Regions from separate parts of the Mus musculus genome. Here region 2 is linked to region 1. A link is a loop called in an ENCODE intact Hi-C map of the cell type or tissue named here. Cell type or tissue: heart. All regions are shown on one strand. Each heading gives the region's core, and the rest is flanking DNA. Links, peaks and the distances in the headings are about the cores only.

Region 1 (10,274 bases), core at 1,371-9,370:
ACCATTTTTGCAAGCAACAGACACGTATGTGCTCTCAGAAATTATGATGTAAAATTTCCCCACTCCCCAATCAGGAACCACTACTCCAACTCTGTTGCAGCCTGTCTTCCACACAACTTCCCAGGACCTACTCTGCATAGCTTCCCCACAAGGTTGCTGCTAGACTAGACAAGAACTGGATGTACTAGGACACTACACCTGAGATCTGAACCCTTCAGATACAACTAATCCTGTCTAACTTCTCATATTGTGGGTCTAGCAATCTGGGCTAAAAATGCACAGAATTAATCTTTCTAAATTCTGATGCTCAGAACAGATATCCAAAACAAACAGAAACTATGATAAAATGTCCTTGGCTCAAACCACAAACCATATATGTATTCTATAAGGAGCACAGTTTACATGATATCCAAGATAAAAATTGAAAATCCATAGTAATGACCAAGGAGATTAAAGTTTGTAAACCATGTAAATCCACTCAGATAGGAACAAAATGAATCATGGGAAAGAAAATAACACCAGATGCCTGAAGGAAATGAGGACACTATAAAATATTAAAATTGAGTTCAATAGGTGCTTAGAATTGCCCCCCCACCAAAAAAAAAGGCTGGGTGTGGTGAATATGTCTTGGGAGGCAGAGGCAGGGGGATTTCTGAGTTCAAGGCCAACCTGGTCTACTGAGTGAGTTCCCAAAAGCCAGGGCTATACAGAGAATCCCTGTCTCAAAAAACCAAGAAAAAAAAAAAAGAACCTGAAAACAAAATGCAGTAAGGCAAATAAAAATAATACAGAGAGAAATTATAAGTCTTGGACAAAATTAACATGATGTTAGGTCAAGGCACAATATTATTTACTACTTGAAGGATCAGGCACTAAAGAGAAACTCCTTTCGAAAATTGTCTAGATTTTTGTCAAAAAAAGAAAAAGAAAAGGAAAGAAATGAAAAGAAAGTATGAAGGAAAGAAAACTAGAACAAAATTACAATGCATACTGCACAGTTTGTTCATAAATGGTTTCCTGATTGTTCACTGTAACACTCTATGTACACCCATGCATGTCAGCATAAGCTGGGGAAAGAAGACTCGAGATTTACCCAGGTCTCATTAGACTATTGCTAGGAAGTCAACTCTTTTTATGATTATAATGAGTTCCAGGATTCTCATTATAATCTGTTTAAAAATCTGTTGTAATGATTGTGAGAGGTTAAAATGGATTCTAGCTAAGCATGGAGGTGAGAGCTCAGAAGCACAAGTCCAGACCTGGAGGTCTGTCTTTAAAGAACAGGGTTCTGTGCTCATGGACACCTTTCAAATGTCAGGGCTACTTGTTTCCCATTGTGGTGACTTTTAGTTTTCCCATATTGTATTTGTGCAAAAAAAAAATGTTACAAGTTAATTGATCCTTCATATGTGAATAGATGAAATAAACATACTGCTGATTTATAATCCATCTGAGTTAAGGAAAGAAATTAAAGCCTTTCCCTCAGAGCATTTAACTAAGTGTGAGTCCAAAGTTGAATTCTCTACTTCATGTTCCCTGTGCCTTCTATCCTTTGTGTGTCTGTTCAGTTAGTTTAAATCTTTAACTTCCTGAAGGCTGCCTCATGCAATTCTCCGTTTCTATCTGTCTTTTGTCTCCATGTGTAAGGTAGAAAATTTAAGTTTGACCCCCTAGACCAAGTTGAAGCCAAGAACGAAAAATAGGTGGTCCCTGAAGCACCCTGTTCGGAGAATGGCTGATCACAGAACAGGTAATTACACAAGCCAGTTCAGTGATCCTGTTCTAGGACCTGGCTGACCACAAAAGTTAGATTAAAATCTTGAGAACCTCAATACCTGTGGAGAATCCATGCAGGCCAGAAGAGGAAATTGTGACCCAAAGGTTGGAATGTCACTTTGATGTATACTAGTCTGACCTCAAAAGTAGAGGAATACACCTGCCACAGTGTTCTGATTGCTGGGATTATGTCAGCAACACTTGCATGTTTTTTTTTAAAGATTTATTTATTTTATGTATATGAGTACACATTTTAGTTGTACAGATGGTTGTGAGCCTTCATGTGATTGTTGGGAATTGAACTGAGAACCTCTATTTGCTCTGGCCAACCCCACTTGCTCCAGCCAAAGATTTATTAGTATAAGTTCGCTGTAGCTGTCTTCAAACGCACCAGAAGAGGGTATCAGATCTCATTATGGGTGGTTGTGAGCCACCATGTGGTTGCTGGGATTTGAACTCAGTACCTTTGGAAGAGGGTTTTCACTACAGTGCAAGAAAAAGTACACTTTTTTTTTTTTTTTTTTTTTTTACCAGAAGTGAAGGAATGGATATAGTAAGCAGGTTGGTGACCTGTGGTAGATGTAGTGCCAGACTACACCTGAAAGTCCCAGACTGTTAAATTGTCCCAGATAATCATCCTAGGTCATTGTTTCTCCAGTAGTACAAACCATCCTTGGGGGACATAGGACATGTACCTTACAGCTTGGTGTCCTCTACACGGTATGCTTGATCCTCCTCTAGACCCTTATTTTTAGAATTCAACTTTAAGAAGGAAACACCTGTACTTGTCAAAAGACTTTTGAGGAAGCCACACCTTTATCTTCACTGTGCACATATGATTGAGACAATTATTACCAAGAAATTTCATTTTGAAATTATACTGTGCTTACTTGTTCCTAAAATAAACCATCCTGGGATCAGAATCTTGAAGCTTCAGTCAGCATTGGCCACTGAGTCTACAGGGAAAACTTATAGTTTACTTCCCAGTTTTAATAATTCAGAAACTCCTTAGTTTACTCAAACTCAGAACATAAAACCCCAGCAATATCCAACCAGAGATATTTCTGATCCTGAAAATCCTTTCCCCCCATCCCCCCCCCAAATAAAACCCTTTGAGAAGCCTGCCTCTCACTTATTTCTCTTCTGCTTCTCACCTGAGCAGAGGCAGCCTCCCTCCAGTGTTATCCCATTAAACCTCTGTGTGTGGTTAAATGTTCCATGGGGCATTGTGGTATATCATGACTTCTGACTGCCAGGAGACCTTTTACTTCAGAGCTATTCACATATTCACTGGGATGGATTTATCCCTGAGTGCTGCAAGAATTTCATTGACAATAACTCACAACACACCCACAACTAGTGCTGAAATACTTATAGAGTGGTATTGAACATAGATTTCTTTTGGTCTCATGGATTGTTATTCTACCAGACCTAGGGTTTGCAGAGACCGCCATGCTTGTATCACTTAACCAGTAAACATCAATCATAGTCTTTCACTGTGACAAATGAACTCAGTTTTGAGCACAAACTTTCTTCTCCTTTGAATTTTTAGCTTTTTGATGTTTTTCATTTTTAATGATCCATAGAGGATATACTTTATCAGCAGCCAGGAAAATGTTTCACAGAAAAATGAGAAAAGACCAGAAATTTGAAAATAGAATTTGTGAGATACAAGTACTAATGCCTACACATGAAATATTAATGATGATGTTCATAGTGTGAATAAATTTCAGTAAAAGAACACTCTGAAATTGAGAACCATGATCAATTTGGCCAAAAGTTTGGGAAAAAATATCCTAGTCTATGCACCTACAAACATGGTTTGCTTCGCTATAAAACTGACTGAGTGTGAATGGCCTGTGAATATCATGGAGCCAAAGAAAGAGAAGATGAGGGAAATGCACAGAATGTAGGTGAGAGTGTGGTTACTGGTTTTCCAAATGGAAGGTGCTGGGTGATTCACAAAAATCCCAAGAATCAGACCTCTGAAGGCAGGGAAACAGATTTCACAGGTAATGGCCATTCTCAAATGGTCTCCCTAGGCCAGAGATGTCACAGGTGTATGGACGCTTTAGTAATCTATGCTCTGTGATGGTGTACCAGGCCTCTGGACACTTCACACACTAATACACAAGAAAGTATCATCACTGGGAGTGGTGGCCCACGCCTGTAATCCCAACACTTGGGAGGCAGAGGCAGGGGAATTTCTGAGTTCAAGGCCAACCTGGTCTACAGAGTGAGTTCCAGGATTGCCAAGGCTACACAGAGAAACCCTGTCTCAAAAAGAAAACAAAAACAAAAACAAAAAAAAAAAACAAAAAAAAAACAAACGAAAAAAAATGGAGGAGGAGGAGGCAGCAGCAGCAGAAGGAGGTGGAGGAGGAAGAGCAGCAGCAGCAGCAGCAGCAGCAGCAGCAGCAGCAGCAGGAGGAGGAGGAGGAGGAGGAGGAGGAGGAGGAGGAGGAGGAGGAGGAAAGTATCATCATTGTAGCTTCCATAGTCACAGGACACTTTCAGACACAGGTGGGAGATGCTTTTCACCATCCACATCCTTTGCAGCTGAGGATGTAACTGAAGTCACTGTGGTACAGCAACAACTGTAATTCAAAATGTCCATCCTCTTCACTGATTAAAAACTAAGAAATGTATATGTTTACATTTTATTTACCTATGTGTAAATGTTGCTGTGTTATTAATGTTGCTAGAAAAACACATTTCTTTGAATATTTTGGATAATTGAATGGGGTATTCCTTTCAGTCAATCACAGTTCTACTGACTCTGGAAGACAGCTCATTGCTCTCACAGTAGAACACCTGAAGATCTATGGCCTATTTGAAAAGTTTTGCCAAAACTGTCTGGTCAATATACCAAGCCAGTTCACGAGAAGCCGGGGCAGAAAGTGGATAATTTTGTGTCAGGACATCTGGACAAACAGAAGTGTAATCTTGCAATGAACAAGAATTAGTTGTGAAATGGGGTGAGGCAGAGCATGGTTCAGATAGACAGGTTGGAAGCAGGAAGGGAGAGGATTAATTCTCTGGTGGTGGAACACAAACTACTCATCTTCAGGGCACCCATAGAAAGGAATCCATAAGATCCTGGCAGCCCAGGAAAAATAACCTATGTCAGCTTCCTGTGCAGAACATGAAAGCCAAGATCCTCCAGCACCATCACAAGACACTTCCTAAGAAGGTGTGTGACTGCTTTAGAAAGCTCAGTTTAATGAGGAATGGATTCCTGTTTCCTATCCATATAATTTCAGTGGAGCACAGGCTGTATGCTAGCCAGTCAGGATAGGAAGGATCAATGGGGACAGGTGTTTGAGAACTGGTCTTGATACTGTTGCTAGTATTAGAGGCTGTGATGTACAGCAGCTAACATCAGTAGTGGTAGCTACTGTGACCTTTCTGTGTGACCTTTCTGTGGTTAGGGAGTTTAACAATTTCCTTTCCCCTTCCATAGGTACCATTGGATACCTGGAGGGAGTGAAGAATCTGAGACACAAGGAAAGCCCTGCAGTAGTTCTAGCATTCCCACAGCAACTGAGGCCACTTACTCTAGATGTGGAACTCAGTTCTGACTTCTCTGTTTTTAGAGAGACAACCGCTAATTTATAGTAGTTGTTCATTATTTTGATGATAGATAGATAGATAGATAGATAGATAGATAGATAGATAGATAGATAGATATTCACATTAAAATGTTCAGGCAAATAGATGTACCTAGAAAAAATTATCTACTAAGGTAAACCAGACACAGGTGGAGAAATATGGAATATATTCACTTATGTGTGGATATTAGCCAATGCTAAAATAATGAACTTGATATTCATAGGCCCATTGTATTCAGAGATATTAAGTATAGAAGAGTTGACTTCAGAGCACACAGTGGCACCCAGATTCCCTGGTGGAAGTAAATAAAATAGATTCCATGGATGAACTGGAGACAGATGGGAATGTGACTGGGAAAATGAGGTAGAGAGTGGTAGGGAAGTTAAGGTTGAAGGAGAAAATGCTGAGAGACAGTTGGAATTGAGAGGGACATTTGAGTGATGATATGGAAACCTACAGTGGTACATACTTCTTAAATGCTATAAAGACAATCGAAATTCAGTAACGTACAAATGGGGGTGAATAAGTCCCAACTGACCTGGTATTTCCTTCAAATGAGCTTTCTAGTACACTACCTGGGTTTTATTTGAGTTTTTGGCTAAGTGGGTCCCTTGGATCCACAAGCAATCTAGACGCTTGCTAAGATAACTCTTTGTTCTGTAGAAATTGAAAGCAGTTCTCCATTACCAAGCATGCCATCCAGAGAACTCATTGGACATGGAGAAGTTGAACCTTCCTGACTATATAATATTGTCTTTGTTATGAGAAGTTACTAAACAGGCTAACAAAAGAGAAATGTGAAAATCAACTTAGCTGCCTTCCAAGTGCTGGGATTAAAGGCATGTGTCACCACTGCCCGGCTCAAAAAAGAATTTGTATTGAAGAGAAGTACTACAAATATAAGCAATGTTGTTAGCACCAGGTGCATCTGTCTTTACAGTCAGGTTTTCAACCCAGTGAAGAGGCTCCTCATCTCTAGGCAACAGGACTGCTCCTGCATCTGTTGTCATGGCACCCACCATGGCATCACTCCCCTTTCACGTGCTTCCCATCCTCCTGTACTGAATAAAAGAGTCCCACAGCCCCTCAAATTGCTAAAATATTGTTTAAGATTGTTTAAGATTCAATCAAAACTCCAGTGGTTCGTATGGGACTAATATCTAAAAAGCTCCCAGTGGATATATAATCTCCAATGGCAAAGAATCTGACTAGCACAGTGATTAAAAAGCAGAGTTAAAAACCATGGATGGATGTGAATTGTATCAGCTTTGAACCTGCCACCAGAGAAATATAGCCATGTTTGCAACCAACAAGCCCATCCTCTAAGAAATTATTACGTAAGAATCCAGGCAACAATAAGATGAATAAAAAAAAATCAGGATACGCCACACTTACATGGTCAGCAATTTACCAACACAGTTATGAAATGCACAATAGTTTGAGGATCAGTGCTCTTATGAGCAGCCGAGTAAGGGATTTCAATCATGCTCCAGTGCCTGTCTGTCCACTAGCCTAGCAGCTTCTGTGACCTTGGAGTGTCCAAGTCTTCTGGTTTGCAGTTCCTGCCACTGCTCTGGTGACTGAAAATTTCCACAAGACTTAACTTGGGGACAACTGCAGAGGAAGGGAATTTTCACATGGCTGTGTAGACCCCAGGCAGTGTTCTCTAGTCCTAGTTCCACACCATGCAGCTCCAAACTCCTACTGACAGGGATGGGCTGCTGATCCCACTCTTTTCCTTCAGACCCTCAGTCCTTCTTCTGAGTTCTCCTGTAACAAAATCAATTTCAACCAAGGAATAACTCTTTCTACCTACTCCATGTGTTTCCCATCCTCAGGCTGTCCCATTAGTTGTCCTGAAGAGAAGTTTCCTTTCCCTGGAAGGTACTGACATAGACCTAGTGGGTTCCTTAAAATCTAGCCACTGGAAGATCTAGAAATGCCCATCAGGCTCATATGCTTATTAAGCATTTTACAGTGCTCTTCCACAAATAGTTAATGTTCCAAATCCAGTGAGCTTCAGCCTCCATGTTTTTTAAACATGATATGGTTAATTTACCTGAGCCAAGTATTTGCATCTTTATCAATATACACATGCTGTCTTCCACATAATTCAGTGAGTCTACTTGGACCTATTTTGTCAACCATCACCATATGCTTGCTGTACCATAGACAAGAAGTGTGTGTATAAATGGTTATAGAATGAAGACAATCATTGTGTGAGGGGTACAAGGTAAGATGTTCTTCATTGTGCATTTCTAGAAAATTTTCCATGAACCTGAAAGTAACTTCTGATTTGATTCATGATCTTTCAGTCATTAAGCAGTGAGGCCTAAATCCACTGATCATGTGCAATGAGACTCAAGAGAGACTGTCTACCTGGTTGCAAATTTCCAGACTGTTAAGAGCTCCTCAAGCTACCTAATTTTCATTTGCCTGGTGTGTGAGTTTTAACATCCCTGATGAAGCAATTGGCAGAAAATATCTATGATCATTTGAAATCAAGGGCCACTATTGCTTCTTCTCGTACTTAGGTTCTACCAATGAGGTCCTGTTTCATCAAATTCCAATATTGAGACCAATGAAATGTTATCTTTCAGTAGTTGGACCATTTCCTTGTGTTTTCTTTTTGTTGTTTTCTAGTTTTTTGTGGGTTTTGTGTTTGTTTGTTTGTTATTGTTTTTTGTTTGTTTGTTTGTTTGTTTTGAGGCAGGGTTTCTCTGTATAGTCTTGGCTGTACTGGAACTCACACTGTAGACCAGGCTGGCCTTCAACTCAGAAATTTGCCTGCTTCTGCCTCCCAAGTGCTGGGATTAAAGGCATGCACCCCCACAACCTGTTTTTTTTTTTTTTTTAAATCAAGGAAAATATATGGAGTGATATGGATTTGTTCATTCTACCATTCAATTTTTTTCTTTGATCCTAATTTACTGAAACTTCCTGAATTTAAGATAAATATTCTAATATAATACTTGAACTTGGAGTAATATTACGTTTTCCAGTACTTCCAAATGTATTTCCAGGATGGTTGGATTTCTAAACTGTGCATGAGTATGCACCTCATCTACTCTAAAAAGGATTTTTCTCTAAGATTTACAGATTCATATTTGTATGAATAAACTCATACATGAAATTAAGATGAAGATAATACCTTAGTAGTATTATCTTCATATCAGGCTACAGAGAAACCCTTTCTCAAAAAAAAAAAAAAACCCACACACAAGAAAAGAATGGAAATCTATTTCATTCCTTACAGTAGAGTGGAGTATTAAGGCACAAGAGAACCAGACACCAAAATGTTTTGTAATATGTGTCAACGGTCGGTCAGCATTTTTCTGAGACTTATAGGACTTTTGTTCAATAAATGGGTATTAATGACTTCAGAACCATGCAGAGACACAGCAAAGTCTGGATAGCTATCCTTGAAATCTATGAAGCCATATTTTCATTCATTTTTGTAGGTTTTTCTCTCATACTTCCTTGAATTCAAGAGAGAGTAGTAGACTTCTTGCTGAGGCTCTGACAGCTTCTACATATTTTCGGTTTTGAGCCTTTTTATCTTCACCTAGTAATACTTGCCTGGAGCACTAAGCTGAATCTTACCTATTTCAGTTAACACAAATCACCATATGTAAAACAGTGTTTCTAACTTTTTTAATGCTAAACACTGACATAGAATTCTAATTATTTTTAGCAGGGCAAACTACCCTGCAGTTCAATGAATGATTTCGCAGTTTTAAGACAATTGGAAATATGTGTTTCCCTGTACTTTTAAGCAATAACTGTGACAGGGTCGTTACATCCCAAAGGGATTGTTATCCACCAGTTGAAAATCACTACTATTAACTTTATGATACAGGTTTGCAAAAATTTCATGACTTCTGCATATGTTTTATGTGAGGCATTTCCTGGGAAGATGCAACATATATTCATCTGAGTATCCCAAGGGCAAGTTGAAAACAACCAAAGCAACCTTGTAGAATCTTTCAGCTTTATTGGAGTTAGTTACAGGACAATAGGAAAGGAGTTGTTGAGCAGATCACAAGAGACTCGGAGTCACTTGTTATCCTATAATGTGAAACAAGTATTTGAGAAGAATTATGATTACTGGATACTCGAAGCACACTTCACATCTGCAAGCATATTTATAGAATAAAGAATATGCTGTCTGGGTAGCTCAGTTTGCCAGATAATCTTTTAAGTATATTTTTATCTTAATTGGTTCATTTTAATTAAATATACAGAATGTTACCAGTTTTATTAGATATTTTGAGGATTGTATTAAAGACCTTAAATAGTTTCCTTTTGAAATGGATTATTTCTGTCTTAAAGAAAGTGTTACACAATACTATCTTCTGACTTCCCAGCTTGTCTTCATCTTGCCACATTTGAGGGTGAACAAATAAAAAGGTGTCATGAAAAGCTTTCTACAACTGGGCGTGGTGGCACATGTCTTTAATCCAAGCACTCGGGAGAGAGAGGCAGGCGGATTACTGAGTTCGAGGCCAGCCTGGTCTACAGGATGGCCATGGATATACAGAGAAACCCTGTCTCTAAAAACCAACCCCCCCCCAAAAAAAAGAAAGAAAGAAAGAAAGAAAGAAAGAAAGAAAGAAAGAAAGGCTTGCTACATTTTTTCAAATTGTCAGAGTCGACATTATTTAAGATTTGAACATTGCATGAAAATTTTCAAAAGATTCTCATAATTATACTAATTCTCTAGTGTGGAGCCTTGAGTATTGCCAAGAATATGCCATGAATAAAACATATGCCACCTTTTTCTCAACAGAAATACTTTCCCTTAAAAAGTTCTTAGATGTTTTCTCTGACTAAAATGAATTCAAAGATATTTCTTCATACAATACATGCGTTAAGTTTCTAGCTTA
Region 2 (10,274 bases), core at 1,193-9,192, 67 kb before region 1:
CGACCACCATGACCACTTTGTTCATGTGCCCATTGAGCAATGACAGGGATGGCTGGGGAGAGAGGCTGACTGTCCACAGAACGGGTCATCTTATCCACTTGATTATTGAACTCCTCCTCGGCTGAAGTCACCTTTTGGTGAGCATTTACATGGGACACAAATATCTTCACATCCTTTGCCCATTTGGAGAGATCTATCCACATACTTCTTCCCCAGATGTCTTTCTCACCAATTTTCCAATTGTGATCTTTCCAAGTCCCTGACCATCCAGCCAATCCATTGGCTACAGCCCATGAGTCAGTGAATAATCGTACATCTGGCCACTTCTTCTTACAAACAAACTGTAATACCATGTGTACTGCCCGAAGTTCTGCCCACTGTGAAGATTTCCCTTCACCTGTGTCTTTCAAGGTTGTCCCAGAAAGGGGTTGTAATGCTGCAGCTGTCCACTTCTGGGTGGTGCCTGCATAACGTGCAGAGCCATCAGTAAACCAGGCTCTAGTCTTCTCCTCTTCGGTCAGTTGATCATAGGGAACACCCCATGAGGCTATAGGTGCATGCTTGGCAGCAGATGGCATTGTAACAGGAGTAGAAACCATAGGCATTTGAGCAACTTCTTCATGTAACTTGCTTGTGCCTTCAGGACCTGCTCTGGCCCGATCACGTATATACCACTTCCATTTGATAATAGACTGCTGCTGTGCGCGTCCCACTTTATGACTTGCAGGGTCTGATAGTACCCAGCTCATGATGGGTAGTTCAGGTCGCATAGTAACTTGGTGTCCTATTGTCAAACGTTCAGTTTCCACTAAGGCCCAATAGCAGGCCAAGAGCTGTTTTTCAAAGGGAGAATAGTTGTCTGCAGATGATGGTAGAGCTTTGCTCCAAAATCCCAAAGGTCTTTTCTGTGATTCACCTACAGGGGCCTGCCAGAGGCTCCAAACAGCATCTCTATCAGCCACAGATACCTCAAGTACCATCGGGTCTGCTGGGTCATATGGTCCAAGTGGTAGAGCAGCCTGCACAGCAGCCTGGACCTGTTGAAGGGCCTTCTCCTGTTCCAGGCCCCACACAAAGCTAGCAGCTTTCCGAGTCACTTGGTAAATAGGCCTAAGTAACACACCCAAGTGAGGGATGTGTTGTCTCCAGAATCCAAATAGGCCCACTAAACGTTGTGCTTCTTTCTTGGTTGTAGGAGGGGCCAGGTGCAATAACTTATCTTTCACCTTAGAAGGAATATCTCTGCACGCCCCACACCACTGGACTCCTAAGAATTTCACTGAGGTAGATGGTCCTTGAATTTTGGTTGGATTTATTTCCCATCCTCTGATACGCATATGTGTTACCAATGAGTCCAAAGTGGTTGCTACTTCCTGCTCACTTGGTCCAATCAGCATAATGTCATCAATATAGTGCACCAATGTGATATTTTGTGGAAGATCCAAACGATCAAGATCCCTTCTAACTAAATTATGACACAGGGCAGGAGAGTTAATATATCCTTGAGGCAAAACTGTGAAGGTATACTGTTGGCCTTGCCAACTGAAAGCAAATTGCTTCTGGTGGTCCTTATGGACAGGTACTGAGAAGAAGGCATTTGCCAGATCAATAGCCGCATACCAGGTGCCAGGAGATGTGTTAATTTGCTCAAGTAACGAAACTACATCTGGTACAGCAGCTGCAATTGGAGTTACTACCTGATTTAGTTTTCGATAATCAACTGTCATTCTCCATGATCCATCTGTTTTCTGCACTGGCCAGATAGGAGAGTTAAACGGAGATGTGGTGGGAACCACCACCCCTGTGTCTTTCAAGTCCTTGATAGTGGCAGTAATTTCTGCAATGCCTCCAGGAATACGATACTGTTTTTGATTCACTATTTTCTTTGGCAAAGGCAACTCTAAAGGCTTCCATTTGGCCTTTCCAACCATAATAGCCCTCACTCTACAGTTCAGGGAACCAATATGAGAATTCTGCCAATTTCTGAGTATATCTATCCCAATTATACATTCTGGAACTGGGGAAATCACCACAGGATGTGTCCGGGGACCTACTGGACCTACTGTGAGTCGGACATCAGTCAAAACTCCATTAATCACCTGCCCTCCATAAGCCCCTACTTTAACTGGAGGGCCACAATGTTTCTTGGGATCCCCTGGGATCAGTGTCAACTCAGAACCAGTATCCAGCAGACCCCGAAAAGTCTGATTATTTCCTTTTCCCCAGTGTACAGTTACCCTTGTAAAAGGCCGTAGGTCCCTCTGGGGAAGAACTGGAGAAAGGGTAACAGCAAAACCTTTGAGTGTCTTATCAAGATCCTTCCTCAGCGGAACCTGGCCACCCCTTCATTCAAGGGGTTCTGGATCTGCAAACTGTCTCAAGTCTGGAAATTGATTCACTGGCCGAGATTGCTGTTTACCACGATCTAATGTAGCCTTTCTTTCATTTGGCTGTTTACCACGATCTAATGTAGCCTTTCTTTCATTTGTTTGAGAATTTTTCTGCTTATACAGATCAAACAAATATGCAGTAGGCTTCCTATGTATTTCATTCCTGGAAACACCATGATTGGTTAGCCAGTACCAAAGGTCCAACCGAGTCATGCCATTATAAATTTCACCTCTCCTGTGCTGACCATTACTGGGTATGTTATTATAAACATTCTTTTGTCTACGCTGTCCATTATAATAACTAGAATCACCTTGTCTCCGGCAATTCAATGCTGCCACCTGGCCCTTGTTACCTCGGAATCCAACTAAACCCAGTGAATTTAATTCATCTAATTGAGCAGAAGCATCTCCAATGCTAAGATCTGGCACAAGGAAAAGGGAAAGAACAAAACCCTTCAAATGTGCTGGTGCCCCTCTCACCAATTTGCGTCTTATAGAGCTGGTGAAAGGCATATCTTCTGGACCTTCCCATTGTGGACAATTATGCTTTACACAATATATCCACTCTAGCATTGCAATTTCCCTAAGTCTTAAAATCCCTTCATCAACACTAAGCCATGGAATATCAGGCATCTCCAAGTCATTTCCAGTAGGCCATCTTTTGATAAACACCTCAGCCAACCATTCAAACAAACTTTTGACACCTTTTTTAACTATGCGAGCTTCCGTATTAAACCTAGAATCTCTACTCAGAGGACCCATGTCAATAAACTCAGCCTGCTCTAGTTTTATGTTCCTTCCACCCTTATCCCACACCCTTAAAATCCATTCCCACACATATTCACCAGGTTTCTGCTTGAATGAATTAGCAAACTCATTAAGCTCCTTAGTAGTGTAGCGAATTTCCTCATGGACTACACTTTCTACCTCCCCTCTAGGAGCCTGTTTTGCTTTGAGTCTGGTTACAGGTCTAGAAGAAACTATTGGTGGGCCATGAGCAGACTCTGCAAAATTAATTTCCTCATGTGGGGAAGGCATTATTTCAAGAGGTGGGGCTGAGGGTACTACTTCCTCAGGTGGGGCAAACCCTTGAGAATCTGAGGATTCAAAATTCTCAGCTTCAACATGGTCTTCCCACACATCCCCATCCCATGTTGTAGGATCCCATTCTTTGCCAATTAGAGCCCTTACTTTAACTGTCGACACACTCTGAGGCTGAGACTTGAATTTTCGCTGTAGTTCAGCCAACCTTACAATGAGAGTTTCTGTTTGATTTTCTGCAACTTGAGCTCTATTGCTACAAGAGAGAAGATTCTCCTCAAGGACACACTTAGCAACTTTTAGATCGTTTACTTGTGTCTGGAGCCTTTCGATTTTATCACACAACTCCTTCCTTTCATTCATCATTTTTTCCACAGATACTAAGAGCAGCCAGCCAGTAAAATCATTTTTCGATTTTTTCCCCATCTTGTAGAAAGCTTTGTGCACTGAATCACCTAATTCATTAAGAAAATCAAGGGCATTAGCTTCTTTAAGTTCGGAATATAGTTTCAACCATGGGTCTTCAAAATTCTCTGAGCTCCCAGGAGGGAGAGAATCTGGAGAGGTTTCAATAGTTGAAAGTGCTGGTGGATCAACAAGCCAATTCCAGAATTTTAAAAGATTCATCCTTGTACTTCTGTTACTCTAGAACCACTCCTGGTACCAACTTCTGTATTAGTCAGGGTTCTCTAGAGTCACAGAACTTATGGATAGTCTCTAGATAATAAAGGAATTTATTGATGACTTACAGTCGGCAGCTCAATTCCCAACAATCGTTCAGTCACAGCTGTGAATGGAAGTCCAAGGATCTAGCAGTTACTCAGTCTCACGCAGCAAGCAGGCGAAGGAGCAGGAGCAAGAGCTGGACTCCCTTCTTCCAATGTCCTTATATTGTCTCCAGCAGAAGGTGTAACCTTAAACTCGGAGATTCAATCTTCTGGAATCCATAGCCACTATGGCTCAAGATCTTCAAACCAAGATTCAGATAAGGATCTCCAAGCCTCCAGATAAGGGTCACTGGTGAGCCTTCCAATTCTGGATTGTAGTTCATTCCAAATACAGTCAAGTTGACAACCAGGAATAACCACTACACATGGTCAGCAATTTAACAACACAGTTATCAAATGCACAATAGAATTTGAGGCTCAGTGTTATTATGAGCAGCAGAGTAAGGGATTTCAATATTGGTCCAGTGCCTGTCTGTCCACTAGCATAGCAACTTCTGTGACCTTGGAGTGTCCAAATCTTCTTGTTTGCAGTTCCTGCCACTGCTCTGGTGACTGAAAATTTCCACAAGGCTTAACTTGGGGACAACTGCAGAGGAAGGGAATTTTCACATGGCTGTGTAGACCCCAGGAAGTATTCTCTAGTCCTAGTTCCACACCATGCAGCTCCAAACTCCTACTGACAGTGATGGGCTGATGATCCCACTCTCTTCCTTCAGGCCCTCAGTCCCTCTTCTGAGTTCTCCTGGAACAAAATCAATTTCAACCCAGGAATAACTCTACCTGCTCCATGTGTTTCCCATCCCCAGGCTGTCCCATCAGTTGTCCTGAAGCTGAAGAGAAGTTTCCTTCACTGCAAGGTACTGACATAGACCTAGTGGGTTCCTTAAAATCTAGACACTGGAAGTTCTAGAAATGCCCATCCGGCTCCTATAGTGTGGCTCTTATTATTTACCTTACAATGCTCTTCCACAAATAGTTAATGTTCCAAATCCAGTGAGCTTCTGTCTCCATGTTCTTCAAACATGGTATGGTTAATTATCCCAAGCCAAGGACTTGCATCTTTATCAATATACACATGCTATCTTCCACACAACTCAAACAGAGTCTACCTGGACCTATTTTGTCAACCACCACCATATGCTTGCAGTACCATAGATAAGAAGTGTGTGTATAAATGGTTATAGAATGAATATTGTGTGAGGGGTACAAGGTAAGATGTGTCTTCATTGTGTACTTCTAGAAATTTTTCCATGAACCTGGAAGTCACTTCAGATTTGGGTAATGATCTCTCAGTCATTAAGCAGTGAGGCCTAAATCCACTGAACATGTGCAATGAGAATCAAGAGAGACTGTTCACCTGGTTGCAATTTCTAGACAGGTAAGAGCTACTTAAGCCACCTAATTTTCATTTGCCTGGTATGTGTTTCAACATCTCTGATGAAGCAGTTGGCAGAAAATACTAATGACCATCTGAAATCAAAGGCCACTATTGCTTCTTCTCGTACTTAGAATCTACTAATGAGGTCCTGTTTCATCAAATTCCAATATTGAGACCAATGAAATGTTATCATTCAGTAGGTTCACACAAGTTGAACAATTTCCTTGTATTTTTTAAACTCAAGGAAAATACATGGATTTGTTCATTGTACCATTTGACTTTTTTCTTAGATCCTAATTTACTGAAACTTCCTGAACTTAGGATAAATATTCTAATATAATACTTGAACTTGGAGTAATAGTACGTTTTCCAGAACTTCCAAATGTATTTCCAGGATGGTTGGATTTCTAAACTGTGCATGAGTATGCACCTCATCTACTCTAAAAAGGATTTTTCTCTAAGATTTACAGATTCATGATATTTGTATGAATGAACTCATACATGAAATTAAGATGAAGATAATACCTTAATAGTGAGTTGTTGAGGTTTTGTTCAGAATGTATATTCTGAGATGTGCAAAATATTAACATTCTGTAGATGATTTAAGAAAAGAATGGAAATCTAAATCATTCCTTATGGTAGATTGGAGTATTAAGGCACGACAGGACCAGTCACCACAATGTTTTGTAATATGTGTCAATGGGCAGCATTTTTCTGAGACTTATAGGACTTTTGTTCAATAAGTGGGTATTAATGACTTCAGAACCATGCACAGACAAAGCAAAGTCTGGATAGCTATCCGTGAAATCTATGAAGCCATGCTTTCATGTATTTTTCTATATTTTTCTCTCATACTTCCTTGAATTCAAGAGTTATTTCTGAGGCTCTGAAAGCATCTACATATTTCCTTTTTTGAGCCTTTTTATCTTAACCTAGTAATACTTGCCTGGAACATTGAACTGAATTTTACCTATTTCATTTAACACAAATCACCATATGTAAAACAGTGTTTCTAACTCTTTTAATGCTAAACAGACATTGAATTCAAATTATTCTTAGGTGGGCAAACTACCCTGCAGTTCAATAAATGATTTCTCAGTTTTAAGACAATTGGAAAAATGTGTTTTCCTATGCTTTTAAGCAACCACTATGACACGGTCATTACATCCCAAAGAGATTGTTATCCACCAGTTGAAAATCATTACTATTAACTTTATGATACAGGTTTGCAAAAATAAATATTCATGACTTCTGCATATGTTTTATGTGAGGCATTTCCTGGGAAGATGCAACATATATTCATCTGAGTATCCCAAGTGTAAATTGAAAACAACCAAAGCAAACTTGTTGAATCTTTCAGCTTTATTGGAGTTAGTTACAGGACAATAGGAAAGGAGTTGTTGACCAGATCACAAGAAACTCAGAGTCATTTGTTATCCTATAATGACAAACAAGCATTTGAGAAGAATTCTGATTAGTAGATACTCGAAGCACACTTCACATCTGTAAGCATATTTATAGGATAAAGAATATGCTGTCTGGGTGGCTCAGTTTGCCAGGTACTCTTTTTTAAGTATAACTTTTCTTAATTGGATCATTTAAATTAAATATACAGAATGTTATCAGTTTTATTAGATATTTTGAGGATTGCATTAAAGACCTTAAATAGTTTTCCTTTGAAATGGATTATTTCAGTCTCAATGAAAGTGTTACACAATACTATCTTCTGACTTCCCAACTTGTCTTCATCTGGTAACATTTGAGGGTGAACAAGTAAAAAGGTGTCATGAAAAGCTTTCTACATTTTCACATTTTCAGAGTTTCTCACAGCATAAATAGTTAACATTATCTAAGATTTGAACATTGCATGAATGTTTTGACAAGATTTTCATAATCACACTAATTCTCTAGTGTGGAGCCTCAAGTGTTGCCAGGACACCATGAATAAAACATATGCCACATTTTCCCCAACAGAAATACTTTACCCTAAAAAGTTCTTAGATGTTCTCTCTATCCTGAAGTGAAGTCAAAGATATTTCTTCATACAATGCATGAGTTAAGTTTCTAGCCTGTAAGTATTCACTGTTACAGTCTAGGAAATAGGCCAAAAAAAAAAAAAAAAGGATTCATACCTACAATATATTTGAAAAGTTTGTCTTCTCTAACTATTCTCTAATGAATTTTAAGATGATATATCTTGGTAAAGGATTGTCTCGTTCACTTCATTTATAAATATTCTCTACTGTATGAAAAAATTCATGATTTCTCAGACTGACATTGTGAGTATTGTATTTGTCACATGTAAACTATTTGTAAGGTTTCTCTCCTGTATGAATTTTCTGATGATTAATAAGATGGGATTTGTGGGTAAAGCATTTGTCACATTCACTGCATTTGTAAGGTTTCTCTCCTGTATGAATTCCCTGATGAATATTAAGATGGGATTTTTGGGTAAAGCATTTGTCACATTCACTACACTTGTAAGGTTTCTCTCCTGTATGCATTCTCTGATGAATTCTCAGACTGCCTTTTCCAGTAAAGCATTTGTCACATTCACTACATTTGTGAGGTCTCTCTCCTGTATGAATTCTCTGATGAATTCTCAGACTGCCTTTTCCAGTAAAGCATTTGTCACATTCACTACATTTGTAAGGTTTCTCTCCTATATGAATTCTCTGATGAATTCTCAGACTGCCTTTTCCAGTAAAGCATTTGTCACATTCACTGCATTTGTAAGGTTTCTCTCCTGTATGAATTCTATGATGAATACCAAGATGGAATTTTCGGGTAAAGCATTTGTCACATTCACTGCATTTGTAAGGTTTCTCTCCGGTGTGAATTCTCTGATGAGCTCTCAAATTAAATTTGTGGGTAAAGCATTTGTCACATTCACTACATTTGTGAGGTTTCTCTCCTGTATGAATTATCTGATGAGCTCTCAAATTAAATTTGTGGGTAAAGCATTTGTCACATTCACTACATTTGTGAGGTTTCTCTCCTGTATGAATTCTCTGATGATAATTAAGACGGGATTTGTGAGTAAAGCATTTGTCACATTCACTACATTTGTAAAGTTTCTCTCCCGTATGAATTCTCTGATGAGCTCTCAAATTAAATTTGTGGGTAAAGCATTTGTCACATTCACTACATTTGTGAGGTTTCTCTCCTGTATGAATTCCCTGATGACTTCTAAGATGGATCTGATGGGTAAAGCATTTGTCACTTTTACTACTTTTGTAAGGTTTCTTTCCATGATAAATTCTCTGCTGAGTTTGAAGTTTTTCTCTCTGGGTAAGATATTTGTGAAATTCACTGCATTTGTAAGGGTTCACTCCAGTATTTTTTTGTTTCACCATGTCTTTATGTTTAGAAACAAAAACCTTCTCAAATTCTGCATTTCGCTTGTGTTTTTTCTTCTGCATGTGGATTCCTTGATTGAGACTAATGGTAGAAAACAAACTTACACTGTTTACAGAGTCATTGTATTTGCAAACTTCTTTAGTGTTCCTGGGCTTAAGTCTTTTTTGGTTCCAGTATTGAAGAGAGCTGTGATAAGTTTTGTAAGGTGTATATTGGGGGGAATCAAGAAGCACCTTGCTAAGCTTGTCCCATTTAGAAGACTTCTCTTGAATATTCATGTGTTCATGGACAATGTACTGGCTGTCTTGATCCAAGACCTTCCTATACTTTCCACGTATGCAATGATTTTCTGAAAAAACAAAAACAAAATGGGGCAATTAGAGATGACATGAATTACTTATATAAGGAGTAAGGGACTCAATAATCAGTGAGCTTATGGATTCGTACTCTCAAGAGAGGTCTCTCTCTCTCTCTCTCTCTCTCTCTTTCTTTTTAAATCACTACATGTATCCTCAGAAGAACCTCAAATATGATCTATATCAAATGACTGGAAATGATAATAGCCTGCTAAATTTTATTTTCAAATTAGACATCATACCACCTCAAATATAATAACCCAGAATTGCTCCTGTCTTAAGGAAAAAGAGGGACAAAGAATGGAAAAGAGGCTGAAGGGAAGGCCATCCAGAGACTGGATGAAAAGGATGCAGATCCTTGCAGCCAACCATTGGACTGAGCAAGGGGACCACAATGAAGGAGTTAAGGGAAGGACTGAAGAAGCTGAAGGGCTTTGCAACTGTGTAGGAGGAACAACAATATCAAGACCCACAAAGCTCTCAAGGGTCAAATCACCAAATAAAGAGTACACATGGAAGTACAAATGGCTCCAGCTTTATATATAGCAGGATTGCCTTATGTGGCATCAACAGGAGGGGAGTCCCTTGGTACTGTGAAGGTTCAGTATCCCAGCATAGGAGAATCCTAGGGGCATGAGGTGGGAGTAGGTGGATCGGTGGTGGGAGCATAATTGTAAAAGCCAGGGGGAGGGGGTGGGATATAGAGTTTCCAGACAGGGAATGAAGAAGAAGCATAACACTTGACATGTAAATAAATAAAATGACCAATAAAAAAGAAAATTGTACTTTGCATAAGCTGGGACAAATAAATGATCCATCTCTAGTGAATTTTCAGAAAGTAGAACTCTAAACAATATATCTCTAATTTTATGGTTACAATTTGATTCAGAGTGACACTGAATCAGTTATAATTTTGGTTAGGTATAAATTTATGATATAGCCGATAGTATCAGGGAAATCACTAAATAGATTTGTTTCAACATCCAAAATGCTAGGATAATGATTATGCTGTCCCAGATTT

What was found. Peaks named below come from ENCODE experiments on the same cell type or tissue, not always from the same donor. Only the 100,000 strongest peaks of a DNase experiment are listed, where the experiment ranks them.
Region 2: a loop joins it to region 1, with 2.5 times the contacts of the local background. A loop is called at or near these places in 21 of 42 quality-filtered maps.

Annotation. Positions count from the first base shown.
Region 1 is chr4:147,515,156-147,525,429 of GRCm38, reverse strand. It overlaps Zfp982 (zinc finger protein 982), which reads right to left. Exons shown (of 5, transcript NM_001371348.1): 5 at 9,366-10,274. It also overlaps the pseudogene Vmn2r-ps20. Among named protein-coding and RNA genes, the nearest start is that of Zfp985, 33 kb to the left of the region's middle. In heart, for the core only: no CTCF peak of the experiment used is centred there; a DNase peak (open chromatin) is centred at 6,249.
Region 2 is chr4:147,581,806-147,592,079 of GRCm38, reverse strand. It overlaps Zfp985 (zinc finger protein 985), which reads right to left. Exons shown (of 6, transcript NM_001014397.4): 6 at 6,879-9,246. The coding sequence ends at 7,844. Among named protein-coding and RNA genes, the nearest start is that of Zfp985, 34 kb to the right of the region's middle. In heart, for the core only: no CTCF peak of the experiment used is centred there; no DNase peak of the experiment used is centred there.